Linked DNA regions of Homo sapiens: all the other regions are linked to region 3. The links are chromatin loops, found by intact Hi-C in ENCODE. Cell type or tissue: Calu3. All regions are shown on one strand.

Region 1 (5,000 bases), 71 kb after region 3:
ATTTTGGGAGGCCAAGGCAGAAGGATTGCTTCAGCCCAGGATTTTGAGACCAGCCTGGGCAACATAGTGAGACCCTATCTGTACAAAACAAATTTTTTTAATTAGCCAGGCATGGTGGTGTGTGCCTGCAGTCCCAGCTACTTAGTAGGGTGAGGTAGGAGGATCACTTAGGCCCAGGAGTTTGAGGATGCAGTGAGCTATGATCATGCCACTGCACTCCAGCCTGGGTGAAAAGAAAGGAAATAAAAGAGGCAGGTAGGAAGGTCTGAGAATGCTTGCCATAGTTTTGCAAGATGTGATAAAGACTTATTCTTAGATAGGCCCAGTGAGGGTTCAATGTTCTTCCCTCCAGGAATACCAAGGCCACTCCAAGAAGTTGGGTGGAAGATATAGTGCCTCAATTAAGGCTGATGATCAGAGGAATCAAAAAAGCAGGAAGGAGCTCAAGGGGATTCTGAAAGTAGTATGTAGATGTTCCTGGTGGCTTTTAGTGAGATCCTCAAGCAGACCTGGCAGGTGCATCAATTACATTGGAACGGTTGGCATGGGGGCAGTTATGGGAATAGAAACAAGGGATAGGGGATAGACTTATCTACAGAATCTGGTAAGCAGTTGATATAGGGAGCAAAAAATCTGATAAATTCAAATTTCATATTGTAGGGAAGGAAAAGGACTTTCCTCTACCCTCTTATATTAAATGAGTGGGACCTATAAATTAAACTGAGAAAAGACAAATTAACAAGAAAAATGGCTTACGTGTGTGTGTGTGTGTGTGTGTGTGTGTGTGTGTGTGTGTGTGTGTGTTTCTTTTTTAAGAGACAGGGTCTCACTATGTTGCCCAGGCTGGTCTCAAACTCCTCAGTCCTCCCACCTCACCCTCCCCAGTAGCTAAGATTATAGGTACGTGCCACCATACCTAGCTACAAATTGTATTTGATGTAAATAGTGTAATTTTATTAGGTGCGCAAAGGTCTTCATGGAGAAAAAGAAAAGATCAAAAGAGGCAGTTAGACCAGGGGTTTATATACCACTTTAACAAAGTGTGATAAAGTTGTGAAGAAGTGACAAGACGAAGGAAAGGGGGTTTGGGCTTCTAGAGGTGATGAATTGCTGAAAGGTAAATATATGAGGGAAACTAATGACAGCTGGGGCTTTATTTTAGTAAGGTTTGTTTGTGCGGTCCCATCTTAGTGCCAATTTTTCTGTCTGCAGTGATAGGGTTGTTCTTCTCTGATACGGGAAAGGGGAGGGGGAACACCTTCACATAGGGAAATTTATGTCCTGCTTTTAGACAGAGAGGGGGAAGGCAAAAAGCTCTTCCTACGTTGGCTGCTTCTTAGTTGCCTCCAGCGCAAAACACTCCTTATGACAAATTGGCATAAGGGTGAGGTAGTATATTCAGAACTCCTTCAATATTCAAGTCTGGGGTAGTAAGGGGAATAGGAGGGGAATATCCAAGTTTCTGACTTGAAGCTAGGTAGGAAGTGGTGGGACTCACTAATGTAGAAAGAAAGGAAGTTGGTAGCAACAAGAAGTGGATGCGTTCAGAATAGGTGAAATAGAGAGTCAGAAACAAGAGCTGAAAGACTGTGCTTAGAGAGCATGATGCTGGAAGTGCATGAGCTGAAGCAGTCCTGAGTAATAGCAAGGTCCAGGATGTGGCCATGATATCCAAGAAGTTGAAACTGCTTGGAAATGAGCAGGTCTAGGGCCTGAGAGCTGAAAATGTTTGGATGAACACAGAAGCTGCTCAATATGTGGCCTCCTGGCATTACAGCTTTGCCTCCCCATAACTACACACAGTAAATGAGCCATCTCTCTCAGCTTTGGCCTTATGAACAATCTATGAACATTCCTTTCACATTACTTTTCAAGCTGCTGATAGAAATACTAAACAGGCCTGAGGCAGATACTTACCTTGAGTATGCTTGGAGAATTCCAAATATGCCTTGATGGTTTTGAAGTATTTTGTTTTATATGGTTAGGGAGCATTGTCAAGATAATGTTCAATGTAGCCGGGCATGGTGGCACATGCCTGTAGTCCCAACTACTCAGGAAGCTGAGGTGGAAGAATGGTTGAGCCCAGGAGTTTGAGGTTACAATGAACTATGATCACACCACTGCACTCTAGCCTGGGTGACAGAGCCAGACTCTGTCTCTAAAAAATAAAAATACAGAAGATAATGTTCTATGTATTCAGGGGACTAATCCCTCACTTCCAGTTATTTCCCACAACAGGTTGATTGTAAGGCATGGCACATGGAGAAGGGTGAGGTATTTATCTTGTGGTTTATTTCCTGGATTTTATAATTTATAGGTAAGTTATATCACCCCAAATTTACTGAGCCCAGGTCCCACTAATAACAAAAAGCTCTATATCTCCCATTAAGATATATGCAACATGCAAAAAGGCTCTTGGGCTTTTTAGCCATTATGTTTTCTGTTGCACTTGGACCTAAAACCTCAACTTCCATATTCAAGCCTGGGATGATCAAGGGGGTGGAGGGGAGTGCAGGGAGGTAGAATGAAGGGGTGCTACTGTCGGTAGACAGACTGAGATGGCAAGGAGCCTAGACAAATGAAGATAAATTGAGTCAGAAGATCTGGATTCTTGCCCAGGTCTGGCCCTTCTTAGCTCTGTGAATTGGGCAGGTCACTGAACATTGTCTACTAAGTAGGAGTTGTATTAGTTTACCATGCCTAGTTCAATAGGTTATCGTGGGTACAAAGGTGGAACAATGGATGGGAAGGTGCTTTGTAATTACTCATTCATTAGAGATGAGGGAAGAAACTGTTGGCACTTTTTATGAGGGAAGAATCTGTTGGGCCTGCATTTCCAACCATCTGCAAGACTTTGCTACATATTAACTCTGCCTATCACTATGCATAATCCTTCCCATTGGCAAGATCCTTTGAAAACCGAGGGCTGTCAGCAGAGCCACTTGATTCTGGTTATTGAGAAAAGCTTTTCCTGCCAGTTCAACCTAAGCCTGGGCCTTCCCTAGGCCCATTTTAGCACCAGGTGGCAGAAAAAAGAAAATCTGAATGTAAAACATCTTAAAGAGTCATTTTACATTTCCTGGAAGTCTCAGGGCAGGGGGCTGTAGCCCAGAAAGAGGAATTACACTCCTATAACACACAGAGAAACACTCTCAAATCCTAGCTGGAAAATCTTCTCCCCTAGGCCTGTCATGAAGACAGCTGCTTCCCTAAGTCCCTCTCATCTTCTCCCATACTCTTGCCTTCTCCACCTCTGCTCTCACTTCTTACTGAACTTTTTCATCCTAATTTGGATAATTTTCTGATGTTTTTCTCCATCCACAACCCAAGCAGCCCAGTGCAGCCCAACAGCTGAGCTTTGTTTGTGTATTAGAAGAAACTTATGGGCCAGGCTCAGTGGATAGAGCTTGTAATCACAGCACTTTGGGAGGCCAAGGCGGGCAGATCTCTTGAGGCCAGGAGTTCAAGACCAGCCTGGCCAACATGAAACTCCGTCTCTACTAAAAATACAAAAATTAGCCGAGCGTGGTGGCACATGCCTGTAATCCCAGCTACTCAGGAGGCTGAGGCAGGAGAATCGCTTGAACCCGGAAGGCAGAGGGAGGGAGCCGGCATTGTGCCACCGCAGTCCAGCCTCGGCAACTAAGGGAGACTCTGTCTCAAAAAAAAAAAAAAAAAAAAAAAAGGAGTATGAATACTTACTTTTTTTCCAGCTGCCTCTGCCCTGGACACACTTTTCCAGCTGTCTCTGCCCTGAAGCTGTGTATATGCCGGTGCATGGCCTGAGAAGAGATAAAGATCTCTCCTTTAGATCCTGGGAAGTGCATGCCAACACCGGAGAGCTGCCTGCTCTCAGGAGCTGGAGGCCCTTGGGTAGGCTGTAGGCCCCACACTGTGGCCCACTCCCTTCCTTCTCTTCTCCTAATAACCACTGCTGAACAAGTTTGAGTCCCCAGGCAGGTACGTGGCTCATAAATTGTTCAGCAAAGGGTGGCTGTTAAGATGACTAATAGTGTGCCATGAGCTGTAGGGGTATTCAAGGGAAATATGACCCAACTCTGCCTTGGAGAAGTTTAAAATCTATCAGTGTAGGTGGGTAGTGTTTCTTACATTCTAGTACTGACAGAACCTTAAATCTGGTTGAAACAAAGGTCCAGTCCTCTGCCTTTCAGCAGGAAAAAGTCTTTAATTTACATATAAAGCCTTTGAGTCTTGGGCAAGTTAAGTAATTTTTCTCAAGATCACACATTTGTCTGGGACAAGAACTACATCCTCTCTTAGCCTTCTGGCTCTCCATAAGAGACAACATTCACATGTTTTCTGTTCTTCAAAAAGTAGCAGTTGCCTTCTAAACTTATCCGGTACAAAGTTGTGAAAATTGATCTGTCTATTGTTTTGACTGCCCTTGCAATATTTGGGTCATCTCAAACTGAGGCTACCTAAAATCCCAGAGCTGTGTCTCCAAGCCAGTGATAAGCCAGATGGCAGAGGATGAAATGTTATTAGACTCCATTTATCCAGAAGAGGATAGCTATACCATTAAGAAGGAGGAGAATAAATTAGTAAGCAATGTAACTGCAACATGGCAGCAGAGGAAAGATTTTGAATGTATTAACAGCATTTTCTTTAAAAAAAAAAAAAAATGGCACTGTGAAAAGGGGAAGAAGCAGGAAATGGCCTTAAAAAATATGAGTACAAAGACATATTGATTAAGAGATATGGGTAGTTCCATCAAATAAATATAAAAGAAAAGCCAGGTCAGGTTAAGACTCTGCCACTTCAAGGAATTAGTGAAGATGAACATAACCTATCCTTCCTTTTGGTCTCTCTGGATCTCAGGCAGGCACTCTCTCTCCCATCTCTCTCTCTCTCATACACACGCACACACACACACATACACACGTGCACACAGACGAGTGGGATAAATATCGCGAATGCAGCACAGACCACCACCTTAAATCTCATAATCATTCTATTTCAAGGTTGCTCAAGTCTGACAG
Region 2 (5,000 bases), 59 kb after region 3:
ATTTACTTTACCACTCATCAATATTTGCCACTTTTAGTAAATATTATACCATTATACTACTTAAAGATTTATTAAGCAGTTAAAATTGAGTCTTTACCTCATTTAGTATTTATCTTTGAACAGACTGAGTACAGCATAAATAGTCATAGCTGAATTCAGAATTCTTATTTTTAGTGTAATTGGACCAAAAATCATTCTGCACACCTGGAAAGGTGTTGACCAAAGCATCAATAAAGACAAAGCCTGTTTATTAATGACCCCAGCTCCAAACCTTGCTGGAAAATACTAGGTAACCTTTAATTAAAATTACAAATAAACTTTTAATCAATCTTAAAGCATACACTGACTGAGTTTGTCAGTAAACTCGCACCAACCTAATACCTTGAACAAGTCTTCATATTCTACATTTCTTTTTCACTGGGTGAAATTCTGAAAATCCAGTATTATTTCTCCTATAGCCACAGTGAGTCAGCTTCTGAGTGGCCAAAGAAAACTCATAGAAGGTGGAAAGGGGCGATAAGACTTGCTTCCTTGACACCCGTAAGTGCTTCAAACTCCACTGAGAAGGAAAGAAGGAAGGGGCACAAACCCCTGGTGAGTCGCCGGTGGACCTGTGACCCAAAGGTCATTCATTCTGCAAACGTTTATGAAGCAGCTACTATATGCTAGGCACAGTGCCAGGTGCTGAGGCTATGATTTTGCATAAGACAGACCCTATAGGTTCTTGTTGCCTCGTGGAGAGACAGAAAATAGCCAAATAAGCAAGAAAAAATTCAGAAGCTGATCATTCCAAGAAATTTTAAATAGAATAATTTGATAGACAGAGTTGACTGGTGCCTCTGAATTTCAGGTCAAGGAAAACCTCTCTGAGGAGGTGGCAGCTACGTCTGAAAGATGTTAGTGCAAAGGCCCTGAGGCACGAAAGAACTTGAAGGCAGCTTCTGGAAATAAAAAGAAAGTCCACCCCCCTTCCCCCAGTGTGCGCAATAATCATGTACTATTTTATAATGAGAAAAAATGTTACTTTGGGGGGACAAACTTCATATCCTTTAACACTTGTGGACATCAATCTTAACGAAATTCTAAATGTAGAAAAAACCTTTTCGGCACAATGATATTCACAGCAGCATCATAATAGTGAAAAAACAGAAACAACCTAAATGACCAACAACAGATAAGTGGTTATATAAATTGCAGCATATCCATTTTCTAGGGATTCTATACTCAAAATTATTAAGACTTCTTTTCTACCTGGTCTTTTCTATTTTCTAAATTCCCTTTAATGAATATGAATTACCTTTATGATTTAAAAAAAAAAATGAGCTGGCCAGGTGCGGTGGTTCACGCCTGTAATCCCAGCACTTTGGGAGGCTGAGGCAGGCAGATCATGAGGTCAAGAGATCGAGACCATCCTGGCCAACATGGTGAAACCCCGTCTCTACTAAAAATACAAAAATTAGCTGGGCCTGGTGGCGCGTGCCTATAGTCCCAGCTACTTGGGAGGCTGAGGCAGAAGAATCACTTGAACCTGGGAGGCAGAGGTTGCAGTGAGCAGATATCATGCCACTGCACTCCAGCCTGGGCAACAGAGAGAGACTGTGTCTCAAAAAAAAAAAAAAAAAAAAGTCAACATGGGAGATTAGCATCCAAGATGGAGTTCCTTTAGCCTCCAGGCTAAAGGTTAGTCATGGCTGTGGGTCTAGAATCCAGAATCACAAGAAAACTAGGGTTTGAGTGGTGTCATAGATCAGATTTCCTGGAAAACAGATTCTGAGAGGGAGATCTGCAAATAGATAATTTGTTGGTGTTGTGGGTTGAATGGTACCCTCTCAAAAGATAGATTTGTTAAAGTAGGCAGATAGCTAGACATGAGCAGGTGGGGCAGCCCCTGAGAAAAGGGAGGCCTGGAAAATCTCACACCCCAGAGATCACCCAAAACCTGCATGTGAGATGTGAGCAGAGAGGAGGGAAAATACCTTGGCAGAAAGGAACGCCTCTTAAGACCCCAGTAATTGCTCACTCTGCAGTTCACCTGTCACATTGTCGCTAGCTACATGCTAATAGGGCAAAGGAGAAATTCCGAAGAGAAATGCAGGCACAATAAGATTTGACCACTGTACAACATTCCTTGAGTGGCAGTAATGAGCAATGCAGCCATTAGGTAGAATCCATATTCAACACGGAACCCACACGTGTGCACCATTAGTAAGGGAGGGTCCCACAAGCCTGGGGTGGGAACTAGGTATGAAAAAGGTAGGGACTTAAGGCAGAAGCAGGAAAATTAGACAAAGAAAAAAGGCAGAGACTTAAGACAGAGGTGGGAACGCCAAGAAAAAAAAAATCAACATCATAAAAACCCAGCGCAGAGTTCTCGGGCTGCTGCTGGCCCACTCTCTTTCAGCAGCCTGCTCGGGCTTATCTTTCAGAGTGTCCTGGCTCTCTAAATAAACTCTCTGCTCTCTATTTTCCTTCAGTAAATTCTCTTTTTTTGAGTAAATTAGTTGCTTGGCAGAATTCTTTCTTCCAAGTAAGACTAAAAACCAAGGATCCTGAAACTGCCATTGCAAAATTATAACTGAGACAGTGAAAGAGATCTAACCTAAACAACTTCATCTTGTTTCTAACTTCCAAGCTGTCCATGTTCACTCCTGGGCATAGGCTGAACTAACTTTGGGAGGAACTTAGTTTATAGTTAAACTTTAAAACAAAGACAATAACAGCCTTTTCCCAAAACAAACCCCCTTCCTGCCTGGGGACTAGACTGCCTTGGTAGGACTAACAAATTATCCAAAAGATGAGAAATTATGGTTTAGGAGTCATACAGCTGGCGGTTACAAGAGTCTGGAGTCTGACCCACCTCAAATTGCTCCTTGGCATAACATCACTATTGTAAAGCCTAAGGTCAGTGCTTGAGATATTTTGCAGACTCTAAACATGATGGATCATCTGGCACCACCCACATTGATAAACTAGCTCATCTGGTCTTGTGGCCCTCACCCAGGAACTGACTCAGCACAAGAAGACAGCTTCCACTCCCTATGACTTCATCTCTGACCCAACCAATCAGCACTCCCGACTCACTGGCCCCACGACCCAGCAAATTATCCTTAAAAGCTCTGATCCTTGAGTGCTCCAGGAAACTGATTTGAGAAAGAATAAAACTCCAGTCTCCTGCACAGTCACCTCTGCATGAATTACTCTTTCTCTATTGCAATTTCCTTGTTTTGACAATTCAGTTTTGTCTAGGCCGTGGGCGAGGTGAACCTGTTGGGTGGCTACAGTTCCCTTCTTTCTGGTAAGAGGTTGAAGTCCTAACTCCCATCCCTGTGACTGTGGCCTTATTTGGAAACAAACTCTTTGCAGATGTACTTAAGATGCATTCATACCAGGTTAGGGTGGGCTGACTGATATCCTTATAAGAAGGAAATGTGGATACAGACACATATACATAGGGGACATCATGTGACAATGCAGGCAGAGGTTAGAGTGATGAATCTACAAGCCAAGGAACACCAAGGCTTGCTGGAAACATGAGAAGCTGGTAGACAGGCATGGAGAAGATTCTCCCCCAGAGCCTTCAGAGAGAGCATGGCCCTGCCAGTGACTTGATTTGAGACTTCTAACCTCCAGAACTGTACTATAATGTTTCTGTTGTTTTAAGGCACCCAGCTTGTGGTACTTTGCTAAGGCACCATTAGAAAGGAATAATGTTGAGTCTTGCTCCCAGGAACTACACATATTGGGGAGGGAGGGAGAGAAGCCAAACTAGGCAGAGGGAGAAGTTGAATGGTGATGCAGTTGGCAACAGTGGGTTCAGAACCCATATGAAGACCCTGTGGAAATGTCCCAAATGGAGGCAAGGGGCTTTTCTTCCTCCAGCATAGATCTGTCATTGGATGAGAGCTGCCCTTGGTGGAGGGGAGAAAGTTTGGGTTGAGTGAGGCAGCTTCCTTCCACAGAGGCAAATTCTGGAGAGGGACTCAGCTGTGAGCCCAGCCATGAGCCTTCGGCCACAGTCAACACCACTGCAGCTGGAGCTGGGGAAAGGTGAACGTCTATGGCCAGAAGGGAGAGCTGAGTGGCACCCATGATCAGTGGCCATGTTATAAACTCTAAAGTACAACATATCTATAAAAATGTGAGTACACACTTGTCAAATATGATACTATGATAGTTTATCCAAGTTATATCTGTTTTATCTTTTCTTCAAAAAGGTGATTTTTATGTTTAATAGTGCAGTCTTTTTTTCAAGGCCGTGTTTTGCTTTTAGATGACCCAGCACCCATGATCAGTGGCCATGTCATCTAAACAGGGGAAGGACTTCAGAGGCCCAGAAACAAGAGATCGACTGACTCTGGAGAGAGAACTGGAGGTAAGGGAGAGACAGAGTGATCAGAGAAGACAGATCTGGCTCTGAAAGCATAAAGGGGTTTCAGAGACCTTTGATCCAATCTCACAACCCTACATGGGACTCTGTCCAAAACCAGGAAAAAAAAATGCAGTCTCTGTTGTGTTGAGTGACCCTCTTCCCTGGAGGATGGAATATACTTCCTTATTGTCAACCAACACTAGCCTTCCTATGACTCAGAGTTTTTCCCACCTTACCAAACTGTGCCATTTTCACTCTGACACCCACCAACTCCCACTAGACAAAAAGATTTGTGCATTTTCTTTTTTGTAAGTTGCTCTGCAACTTTTTCCAACTACACACATTGTCTCCTGCCACCTTTCCCAAACTGTTGTTGAGGTTCATTGCTCAGGAGCACCAGAAAACATGCCTCCCTTCCTCTACATGGCAGCTTTTCAAATGCTTGCAGACACTTTTTCTGTCCTCCCTAAATCTTCTTTTCTCCAGGCCAAAATCCTCAGGACTAGAAAAACTCTTCCTGCCCTGCTATACAATTCAATTATACTAGGAGATTCCTTGATTGTCTTCCTGTGACATTGTTTCAAACATTTATTCAATCATCGTATATTTATTAATCAGGTTCCTGATGTTA
Region 3 (5,000 bases):
CTCAGGCATGGGAAAACATCATCTCATATAAGCCTCATAAACCCCAACTAAGCCAGCTCTTAGGGCCACACCAGTGTTCCAACATCTGTAAAGCCAGTTTTCATCTAAGTTTAATTTTAAAAAGCCAAAATGTTGAGTAAAATATTGTTCTTGTACATCCACTCTGGGGTGGGTTTTTAGTGTCCTGACCTAGAATGTAGCTGGGATGGAGCAGGACTGCTTGAGGAAAGAGGGTTGCTGGGCTCACCTTTTCAGTTTGGCAGAAGCATTGAAACTGGTGGGGGAAAGAGGCCTGGTAAGGAACTGGGGTTTGGAGCCCCTTCAAATTACTCAAAGCCAAAAAGGCGCACAGAGAGAGAAGAGCAAGAACCTAACAGCCTGAAGTGGCATTTCTGGCATGTGTTCAGGCAGCTTTTTTCGTCTGTGTTTCCATAAAGACCTCTCTTGCATAAAGCTCATCCAGGCCTCTGTGAACTGGTTGAGCCAGGGCAAGATGCACAGTCTCTGGGACTGTGAGTGTGAGTAAACAAGATTCTCCCCTTACCCCACAAGCCTACCCCTGCCCCAAAACAATTCAGCACAGAGGTATACTTCAAAGGCCCACAGCTCTCCCCAGCAAACAGACAAAGCTCTGCAGCCTTCAGATAGAGACTTCATCCTCAAGCCAGACAAAGACTTCATCCTGGTGGGAAACTGATGAGAAGAAGAAATGGCAATAGTAATGTGTATACACATACGCACACACAGGTTACAGGTACAGGACTCTAAAATTGCAGTGTGAAGTCTCCTGATACAAGCCACATTCTCTGGTCATCTGTTTATCCAAACAGAGTTCTACACTAGGGTCAAGAGAGTCTTTTTAAAAATTATAGGGTACTGTGCTTTGCTAAATGGCATCATGGAATGAAGACAACACTGGTGATGCTACTAATTATGCAGCTTGAGAAAGCTGCTCACCTGTGCAGAGCTTGAGTTTCCTCATATGAAAATTGGAGATGATAAAACCTACCTTGTAGGATTTTTATGAATATTAAATAAAATAACATGTAAAAACAACTGGCCAGAAATGGTAACAAGCAAGAGTAGAATTTGGGAAAAGGGTTTGCTTGATTCTAACAGATGTTCTCCAAAGGTGCAAAATGAGGTTGTTGAGAAAGGTGGTGTGTGGCTGGTTGATGCGAGGCTTTGAGTCCGCCTGCCTGTGAAGTTTGATTTTGAAATCTCAGCCTCTTAGAAGCCTCTGTAAGGGGATGGGTGGTCACAAAGCCACATCTTATAGTGTGGTCTGCAAGGATGCCTATAAAACACTCAAAGCTTATTGAAAATTCCCCTGCAGATCTCCTCGTCTGAATTCCTCCCCACCCCACACCAATGAGCCACTACACATTCAAGGAAAACAAAGAGACAACTCTAAAGCCCTAAGGAGCGGCCCAGCTAGGCCAGTAGTTTTCCCCAGAGGGAAAATGTGCTTCCAGACACACTCAGCTGAAACTGACTAGAAACTGGACTGTGTTGACTGAACAAGTTGAGAAAGATTTGCCTCTGGCTTTAATAAATTACGACATCAGCTTTTGGCATTTAAAATATTCAACTGTTTACCTTAAAAAGTCTCTTGCGGCCGGACACCGTGGCTCATGCCCGTAATCCCAGCACTTTGGGAGCCCGAAGTGAGTGGATCACCTGAGTTCAGGAGTTTGAGACCAGCCAACATAGTGAAACCCCATCTCTACTAAAAATACAAAAATTAGCCAGGTGTGGTGGCGGGCGCCTGTAATCCCAGCTATTTGGGAAGCTGAGACAGGAGAATCACTTAAACCCGGGAGACAGAGGTTGCGGTGAGCCGAGATTGCGCCGCTGCACTCCAGCCTGGCTGACAAGAGCGAAACTCCAAAAAAAAAAAAAAAAAGTCTCTTGACATTAATTTCTTTTCTGGTTTGAATAAAATAGCCTTTTTCCAGGTTGTATTAATTTGCAATAAAAGTGTTCTGACCCTGTATTTTTCTTGTCTGTAAAATGGACTGAGACGCTATTAAGGTTCCTTTGGGCTCCGAGAACTATAGGACTTGGGGACAAACAAACCAGGTGGCTGATTCTACTGACGGCTTCACTGTCACCTGTGGTTTCTGCTCCTTCAAAGGAGTGAGGATTAGCTGCTATTTAGACACAGGAATGCAGGTCTTTGATTATTTGGGTGTCTGTTTTCACAGGCGTTGGACCTGACCCTGCAGCCTGGGAACCCTGACCGGACCTCTCCTCTGATTTGAAAGTACGCAGGCCTGGCTGACACCAGACACCACAGAGGTGTGGCCCCCACCAGACACAGCTACCATTAAACCCCATCTTGTTGCTCACTGGGTGTGTGGCCTTGGTTAACCACAAACCCGCCTAGATGCCTCACTGGCAGGCCAGCTGAAAGCCATCATTTCTTATCCAGCCCCTTAGGGACAGGATTAGAAGAGTTACCTAAAATGTAAGATGTTGCATTCCTAAAGCCCTGGCTGTAACCCAGGGGGACTCCAGGCAAGACGGCTGATCCCAGCGACTTCACTCCTAAATGAAACCAAAGTCACCTAGTATCCTTGAGTGGCATGACATGGAGAATGGCAAGTGAAACCAGAGCCTTCTTGGCAGTTAACTGAGGTGCTCTGAGAAGGTGGCAAAGGAAGAAAGCCTTGGCTTTATTTAAAGGGGCAATTAAAGTTCAGGAAGGAAAGGAAGTGTTGTTATTCTTAATTTTTCACACTCTCCCTGACCCCAACCACCATTCCACAAATAGCCCAGGATTTCATTTGCTGCCAGCAGAAGTATATAGATATCTCTGGAAAGCTATGAATGATTTACAAGCTGGGTCAATAATTAAGTTATCCGGGGATGTGTAGACATAACCAGTCTTAACTCTTTAAATCTCAGAAGACTTGCTCCCCAGCCTGGCAAGAGAATAATGGTTAGAAACCAAACAAAATCTCCATACAGATTTGAAATGCTTTGAGCTAGTAAAATGTTTCAATCCATTATTTGGGAAAGGCTGATGAGCAGATTGTGTTTCTCATCTTGGTCTGTGATTATTTCTAGGACAAAAGAAACATATTAAGTTGGTACAGAAGTAATTGCCATCTTTGCCATTGCTCTTAATGCAAAAACCACATTTACTTTTGCACCAACCTAATAGTTTGTGGATTCAAGTACCCAAACTCTCAGCTTCGATTCCAGCTCACTCCGGAAGGCCAGGTGATTTTGAGAGGGGCCACTCCCTGGAACTGGCCGTCCTCCCTCAAAGACCTCCTCGTGAAGATTTTAATCAATGATGGATCCAGATCCTTCCAAAGGGAAAAAGCATCATTCACGTGGGGGAGGGGAGTTTGTTTGAGAGCAGCCCCTTTGTTGGCTGATCTGTGGGAGGAACAGCCCAGTGGTCTATGCTAGTTAAGGGGTCAAAGCTAAAACTCCTGAAAGAGTTAGCAAGATGAGACTGCATATGTGCAAACTGGAGAAATTCTGAGAAGAAAGTCGCCCAGGGCTTAAGAAGGGCTTTCATGTGGGGCAGGGCTGGACCTGAGCCTGGAAGGACTGGCGGGTGAGGAGCAGGACACCTCAGAGACAGGCATCATTCCGGGCACAAACCTGTGCTGAGTCCTACCTTCCATGTCCAGACATGTACCTGTGCTGCAGGTACATGAGCCAGAGAGGATTGAGCCTCTTATGGGCCGAATTATGTCTCCTCAAAATTCATATGTTGAAGCCCAAATCACCCAGTACCTCAGAATGTGACTGCATTTGGAGATAAGGCCTTTAAAGAGGCAGTGAAATTAAAATGAGGCCTTTAGTGTCGGCCCTAACCCAATCTAACTGGTGTGATCATAAGAGGAGATTTGGAGACACAAAGAGACACCAGAGAAAAGGCCACCTGCAAGCCAAAGAGAGAGACCTCAGGAGAAGCCAAACGTGCTTCTTGAGCCTTTGATCTGAGACTACCCACCTCCAGAACTGCAAGAAAATTAATTTCTACTGTTAAAGCCCCCTGGTCTGTGGAATTTGTCATGGTGGCCTTAAGCAGATTCATACAGCGTCCTTGCCCTCCGAGGGCTCCAGTGTGTTGAGGAGGCCAGACAATAAACAAAATCCTATGAAACCCATACATTCATGACAGCTGTGCAGGGCACTAGGAAGGACAAGGAAAAGGTGCTTTGAGAGTATCTGAAGAACAAAACCGGGGTGAGGAAACACCCCTGGGCCTGGAATTCCCGCCTCAAGGAGAGGAGAGCAGGGAAGGCAGGCTGACCCAAGCCACCACTGAAGAGATGGGAAGTGAATGACAATGGGAACACCAGATTGCAGAGCGCCTGGAAACAAGCAGGAGTATTCTTGCTGGATCTCCAAGGCAATGTGAAGCTATTTTAGATTTCCAAGTGGAGGAACGGCCCAAGGAGAGCAATGCTTTAGGGAGCTCTTTCTTACAAGCATGTGCAGAAGGAGCGCAGGCCTCAAGGCACAGGAAGAGGGGGTGCGGGTGAGAGGGCTGGATCGAGATGCCAGCAAGCGGGCAAAGCGGGGGAGGAGCTGCATGCAAAAAGCATTTTGAAGAAGAAAATGACAGGTCTTGGTGATTGATGGGAAACTCTTTTAAAATTGTCTTGTCCCTGAAGCAGCCCTTCAAGGCTGTGGCTGACGTATAGGAAGGCCCCTGGTAGACCCCTCTCCAGAGTGAGGTGGTTGCCATGGCACCCAGATGCGAGCAAGGGGGATAAAGACCAAATGGCACATTCATTTCATACCCTTCCTTTACCATCCCTTTGTGGGATACCAGTGAGACCCACAAAGCTTCCCGAATCTGCACGATGAATATCATCAGAAGGCATTTGATTACAGCTCTGAGACTCAGTAAGAAAGTAACACCTGGGTAACGTCCATAAAGCAATCTTGCAGATTTCTCTGTGAGGGGCTTCTAACTTCTGGCTGCCTTTCAGCTATTCACAGCTGGGGGGAAGTGGAGGGGACAAGGG
Region 4 (5,000 bases), 53 kb before region 3:
TCCTGTCAGGCATAGTTCAGGGTGATGAGTTCCCTGAGAGCCAGTGATTGGTTGTACCATACTGAGGGTAAGTTCCAGTCTGACAAGGAAGAGCAACCAAAGTTAGGCAGGATCTCCAAGTTGTCTGAAGCTTGGAGAAAACAACTAATCCCAATGGGAAACTGGAGGGCTAAGCAGACACCAAAAATAGAGGCTCTGTCTTATAGAACGTGCATATTGTGTGGTGCATGTATGTGCATGTGTGTGTAGGGGACAACACTGATACAACTCTGAGGACATATATCAGTCACAATAACACAAACGATTCCTAGTGGTGCAAATGACTTGAGACCTTCACCTGCAACATGGCTAAGAGGCTACAGAAGACAGAAATTCAGAGGAGTGAGTGAGGATTCAGGGCAATTATCACAGACAACTCTTCAGCTGACCTTAACGTATGTATTTATCAGAAACAAAGGGAGGGAGGTGAGGAAACTCGGTCAGTAGAATCAAAATGTTCTGGCTTATCTGATATCTTCCCCCTTGGGCCTGAAATCACCTACATAGCTAAGGGGGTTGTAAGAGAACCCAGAAGGTAAATTACTCCCAGTTACTTGCCACAGAGTGAGGTCCACGTGGGGAAGCCAGCTAGTAGACTGAATCTCCCCTGAGGGTTGGTAAGAACATGCAAAGAAAAGAGCCCTGCAGGGCTAAGTCATCCTCTTCTTCATTTTCAAGGAGCAGGGCATCATGGGCCTTTTTCATCACTTTTCAAAAGTCTGAGCTGTTTCTGTTGCTTCCATTTGTTCACCATGAAAAAATCTACTTAGGTGGTCACCCCAAGTGCTTTAACTCTCTTTATCTGGAGTCAACAGCAGAAGCTTGGCTAATTAACAAAATGATAAAAATCATAATGATAAATAATAAAAATGGCTTCTTATTGGTAAAATTAGTGATCAGTCAATTAACATGAAGCAAGTGAGAAATGGGCTTTTACTATTGAACCTAATGGTGTTCGAGACAAGTGGACTGGGGAAAGCATTAGGGACAGTCTCTACTCTTACGTAAGCTGGGTGTAAGATTTTGGCCAGCCCTTCACTTGTCACCTTTCTAAATGGCATAAGAAATATGATTCTGACCTTGTCCTGTGTTCAGCTGTGAATTCAGACAATTCAGTTACCTGGTGCAATTAAAATCTGGTCTTTAGAATACTGCCCTGTCACTCTTAAGAGGCCCTTTCATGTAGAGTGTGGACAAAGCACTGAAAAGTTCAGAGGGCTGGAAATTTGCCAAGCTTACAGAACCAGCTGCATGAACGATTTTGGATCTTCTTACTGATAAATATGTATGTGTGCCAGCATTTGGGCTGAGATCTGCTTTCATTATAATATTATAGGAAGTAGGGTTATGAGGAGATGAGGCTAATCAGATCCCACTACTTCTTGGCCAGGCTTGGGAACCTTAATGATGCAGAAAAGGGATTTCTATAGAGTCCAGGCAGCATTATTAATTTGTCCACTTCACAAATGTTTCTCACATAACTTCCATATGTCAGGCATGTGCTCCTGTGTACCACACTGAGGGTACAGTGTTGCATAGGGCAGATGTGCTCCCCTCCCTCAAACAGCTTACAGACCAGGAGACAAGTGATCAAGCAAGTAATTACGACCAGTGGTGAGTAATATGGCAGGGAAATGCAGAGAAGCGGGGACACAGAGCAAACAGAATACCCATGGGTGGGAGGTTGACATAGTGCCTCCTTTGTGCTGAAAAAACTCAAGTGCTAGAACTTATCCATACACCACTGGACAAATGCCTGAAGGCCACTGGTGGGCCTGACCCTATTACAGAATTTACAGCTCAAGGACATTTTGAAGTCCTATGGTCATCCTCTTCCCATCAGCTTGGGGTCACATGGACACCTGGTCCCCTCCTATTTTTATTCCAGAGGACACTGAGGTTCAAATACACATGCTGCGGTTGGCAGATTTTATCCCTAGAGACCAAAGTATGAAGAGGCTCCATGACTTGCCCAAGGGCATTTATTGAGTCAACAGTAGAAATGCGAAGAAAATTCTGTCACCTGATACTGGGGCCAGCTCCCCTTCCCTTGACACATCATCTAAAGGGGGAAATAATCTTCTGAAGTATCAAATAACTCTGGTATTTTGATGAGTGAGCAAGCTGGTAAGCAAATAATGAGAAAAGTGAGTGTTGAATTTCCCTTGACATAACCCTTTTGGAAAATGCAGCGGCAGATGCAAGAAGAATGTGACTTATATTATAATGAAAGCAAAAATATTTTCAAATAGATTCAGGGGGCTAATAAACAGAAGGTCTGGCTATGAGTGTCAGCCTAAAGGAGAGCAGAGAAAAAGATCCTAGAGTTCTCAGCCAGGCAAGATGACTGCTTACAATACACAGCTTTCATATAGGGAGTGAGTGTCCTTTTTCATCCTCTTAGTTACGTAAGGGAAAGGGAAAGGCATTCTTCAAACACAGATCACTTCAGAGTAGTCTCACTTGAGAAGCTAGTGACGTGTGCTGATAAAATGACGGGTGCTGGATTCTTGTTGAGATGAGGAAACAATGCCTTTGGGGGTAGAGGATCTGTGAATCACTCCCTCTGTGCCAAAGAAAGGGACTCAGGAGAAGCCTGGCCTGAGTGCTATGAGTCCACTGACCCCTCAGTCACACTAAATATCTATGAGAACCATGAAGGAATGGGCTTCTACATTTCAGATTGCGAATTCTGAAAAGAATGAAATTCCTTACAGAAGTTTATCTTTATTTTCTACTGGGTAGAATTTCTAGAAGCTTCTTTAAAAATTGTGGTTTCCTTGGCCTTAAAGAGTGATAATAACTTTTCCCTCAGCATAATTCTGCCCCACCCTAAAACAGCACTGTGTCTGGTGCTTCTTGTTTGTCCCAGTGGCAGCACCTAGGATTAGGTTTCTTCAGTCTTCCTGTAATAAAACAAAACAACATTGAAATGAGTTTCTATGATGGCTACCTTTATGTGTCAATTTGACTGGGCCAAGGGCTTGCCCAGACAGCTGGTAAAACATTATTTCTGGGTGTGTCATGAGGGTAGCTGCATAAAGAACACCTGCCCTCACCAATGTGGGTGAGCACCATCTAATCCATGGAGAACCCAAGTAGCGTCAAAAGGCAGAGTAAGGGTGAATGTGCTCCCTTCTTGAGCTGGGGCATCTATCTTCTGGCCTCAGACATCAGACCTATGTATATACATCAGGCCTATGTGTGTACCTCTCTATATATCCTATATATTGATATAAGATATATATCTATATAGATCTATAGATCAATAGGACAGATCTATATATAGGATATATACATCTATATATCCTATTCCTAGATATAGGATCCAATATATAGATCTATATATCCTATTGCTTCTGTTTCTCTTGAGGGCACTAATACAGCTTCTTTAGGATCTTTCCGTTTAAAAGAGAAAAGGAGGATGGCAAGGAAAAGATTTTCCTTTGACATTTAGTTCACTTGGAGGACTGTATTTACTGAAACATTTCTATGGGCTTCATTTTATAAAGGCAACCATACACAATCTGTCCATGTCAGTAGACACATAACATCCACACCCCCAGGCAATTTAAGATTAGAAAGCTCAGATCTGGTTGGCCTCGGTGTGCTCATTTGACTCCATTTTTCTTTCCTCATCTGCAAGATATTCAACATTATTATGTCAATGGATTGATTGTATTGAGGAAGAAGAGGAGATGTCACTAAAGTTGGACATCACTACTTTTTTCCCGGTTTTTCAAAGGTTTGTAGCATGGAAACAAATCTCTCTAGACTAAACTACACAAGAAGCCAATCCCCTTCATATGAAAAACATTCCACTTGACAGGACAAATCCTTTGATTTTTTTGCAAGGAAATTTTATGAAAGAGCCTGGAAGCTTGTTTACAGAGACTAGAAAAGAATAAGCTCCGTGGAGAGCTCTTTCCTGAGACCTGAACACCCAACTGTCTGCTGGACATCATTTTCTTAGACACCCCCAAATTCAACATGTCTAAAACAGAACCTATTGTCTCTTCTCCCTACCCCTCCAACCCTGCTCCACTGAAGTTGCTATCTTATTGATGCCACCATCTTCCACCCAGGTGTCCAAGCTAGAAACCAAAGAATCCTCCGTGAGGCCTTTCTCTCGCATCCTCTCCGCTATCCAGTTAGTTACTAATTCCTGTTACTGCTGCTTCCTACATTTCTCAAATATTTATCCACTTCTCTTCATTTTCACTGCCTGCCCTCCCCTGGTGGCGGCTCTGAGCATCTCTCATCTGGATCACTGCACCAGCCTCTTAATGGGGGGCCCTACCTCCTGCCTTGCCCTCCATCTGTTCCCTACATGCAAGAGAGTGATCCTTCTAAAATGCAAATCTGAACCCATCAGTTTTCTGCTGAAGATCCTTCCATAGCTCCCTACTGGGAATAAAGGTCAAACAATGCTTAGAAAGAACTTCTTTGTTTGAACTGGTTTATCTCTTCAAAGTCTTGACTAACCACTCCTACCCTCTCCTACTCCATCCTTGAGCTGTGAAAACTTGTAGGTCCCAGATGAATCTGCCTTGCGGTCTGTCTCCTCTTGGCCTTTGCATATAGTAGCCTCACAGCATGGAACACTCTTTACTCTCACTCTTCGCCTAGAAAACTGCTACTGCCCCTTCAGATCTCAGCTTAGAAGCCTCTTTCCAACTTAGCTTACATGCTTCCATAGCACAGCCTGTATGTCCCATTTCAAAGCTCTTGCCTCACTTGGGAATGCAAATGTCTATTTACTCATTTGGTTGTATTCACTGCTAAAATATATGCTTCTTATATGACATGTTAGAAAAGGCAAAACTATAGTGACAGAAAGCAGATCAGTGGTTGCCAGTAGCTGGGGGGAGGGTAGGAGATTGACTACAAGCAGTGCAAGCAATCTTTTCAGGGTGATGTAAATATTCTCTATCTTGATCCTAGTAGTGGTTATACTACCC

The links. A loop is a pair of places that touch in the nucleus more often than their neighbours do. Peaks named below come from ENCODE experiments on the same cell type or tissue, not always from the same donor. Only the 100,000 strongest peaks of a DNase experiment are listed, where the experiment ranks them.
Region 1: it touches region 3 in a loop (4-fold over the local background); 6 of 110 quality-filtered maps call a loop at or near these places.
Region 2: it touches region 3 in a loop (2.9-fold over the local background); 2 of 110 quality-filtered maps call a loop at or near these places.
Region 4: it touches region 3 in a loop (4-fold over the local background); 6 of 110 quality-filtered maps call a loop at or near these places.

What each region holds. Positions count from the first base shown.
Region 1 is chr6:106,868,356-106,873,355 of GRCh38, forward strand. No RefSeq gene overlaps it. Among named protein-coding and RNA genes, the nearest start is that of LINC02532, 83 kb to the left of the region's middle. In Calu3, no CTCF peak of the experiment used is centred here; a DNase peak (open chromatin) is centred at 2,026.
Region 2 is chr6:106,855,847-106,860,846 of GRCh38, forward strand. No RefSeq gene overlaps it. Among named protein-coding and RNA genes, the nearest start is that of LINC02532, 71 kb to the left of the region's middle. In Calu3, no CTCF peak of the experiment used is centred here; a DNase peak (open chromatin) is centred at 3,055.
Region 3 is chr6:106,796,950-106,801,949 of GRCh38, forward strand. No RefSeq gene overlaps it. Among named protein-coding and RNA genes, the nearest start is that of LINC02532, 12 kb to the left of the region's middle. RefSeq lists an enhancer at 2,085-2,379. In Calu3, no CTCF peak of the experiment used is centred here; DNase peaks (open chromatin) are centred at 1,502, 2,342 and 2,762.
Region 4 is chr6:106,744,344-106,749,343 of GRCh38, forward strand. The region is part of intron 1 of LINC02532 (long intergenic non-protein coding RNA 2532); the gene reads right to left. Among named protein-coding and RNA genes, the nearest start is that of MIR587, 37 kb to the right of the region's middle. RefSeq lists an enhancer at 4,004-4,929. In Calu3, no CTCF peak of the experiment used is centred here; DNase peaks (open chromatin) are centred at 2,058 and 2,558.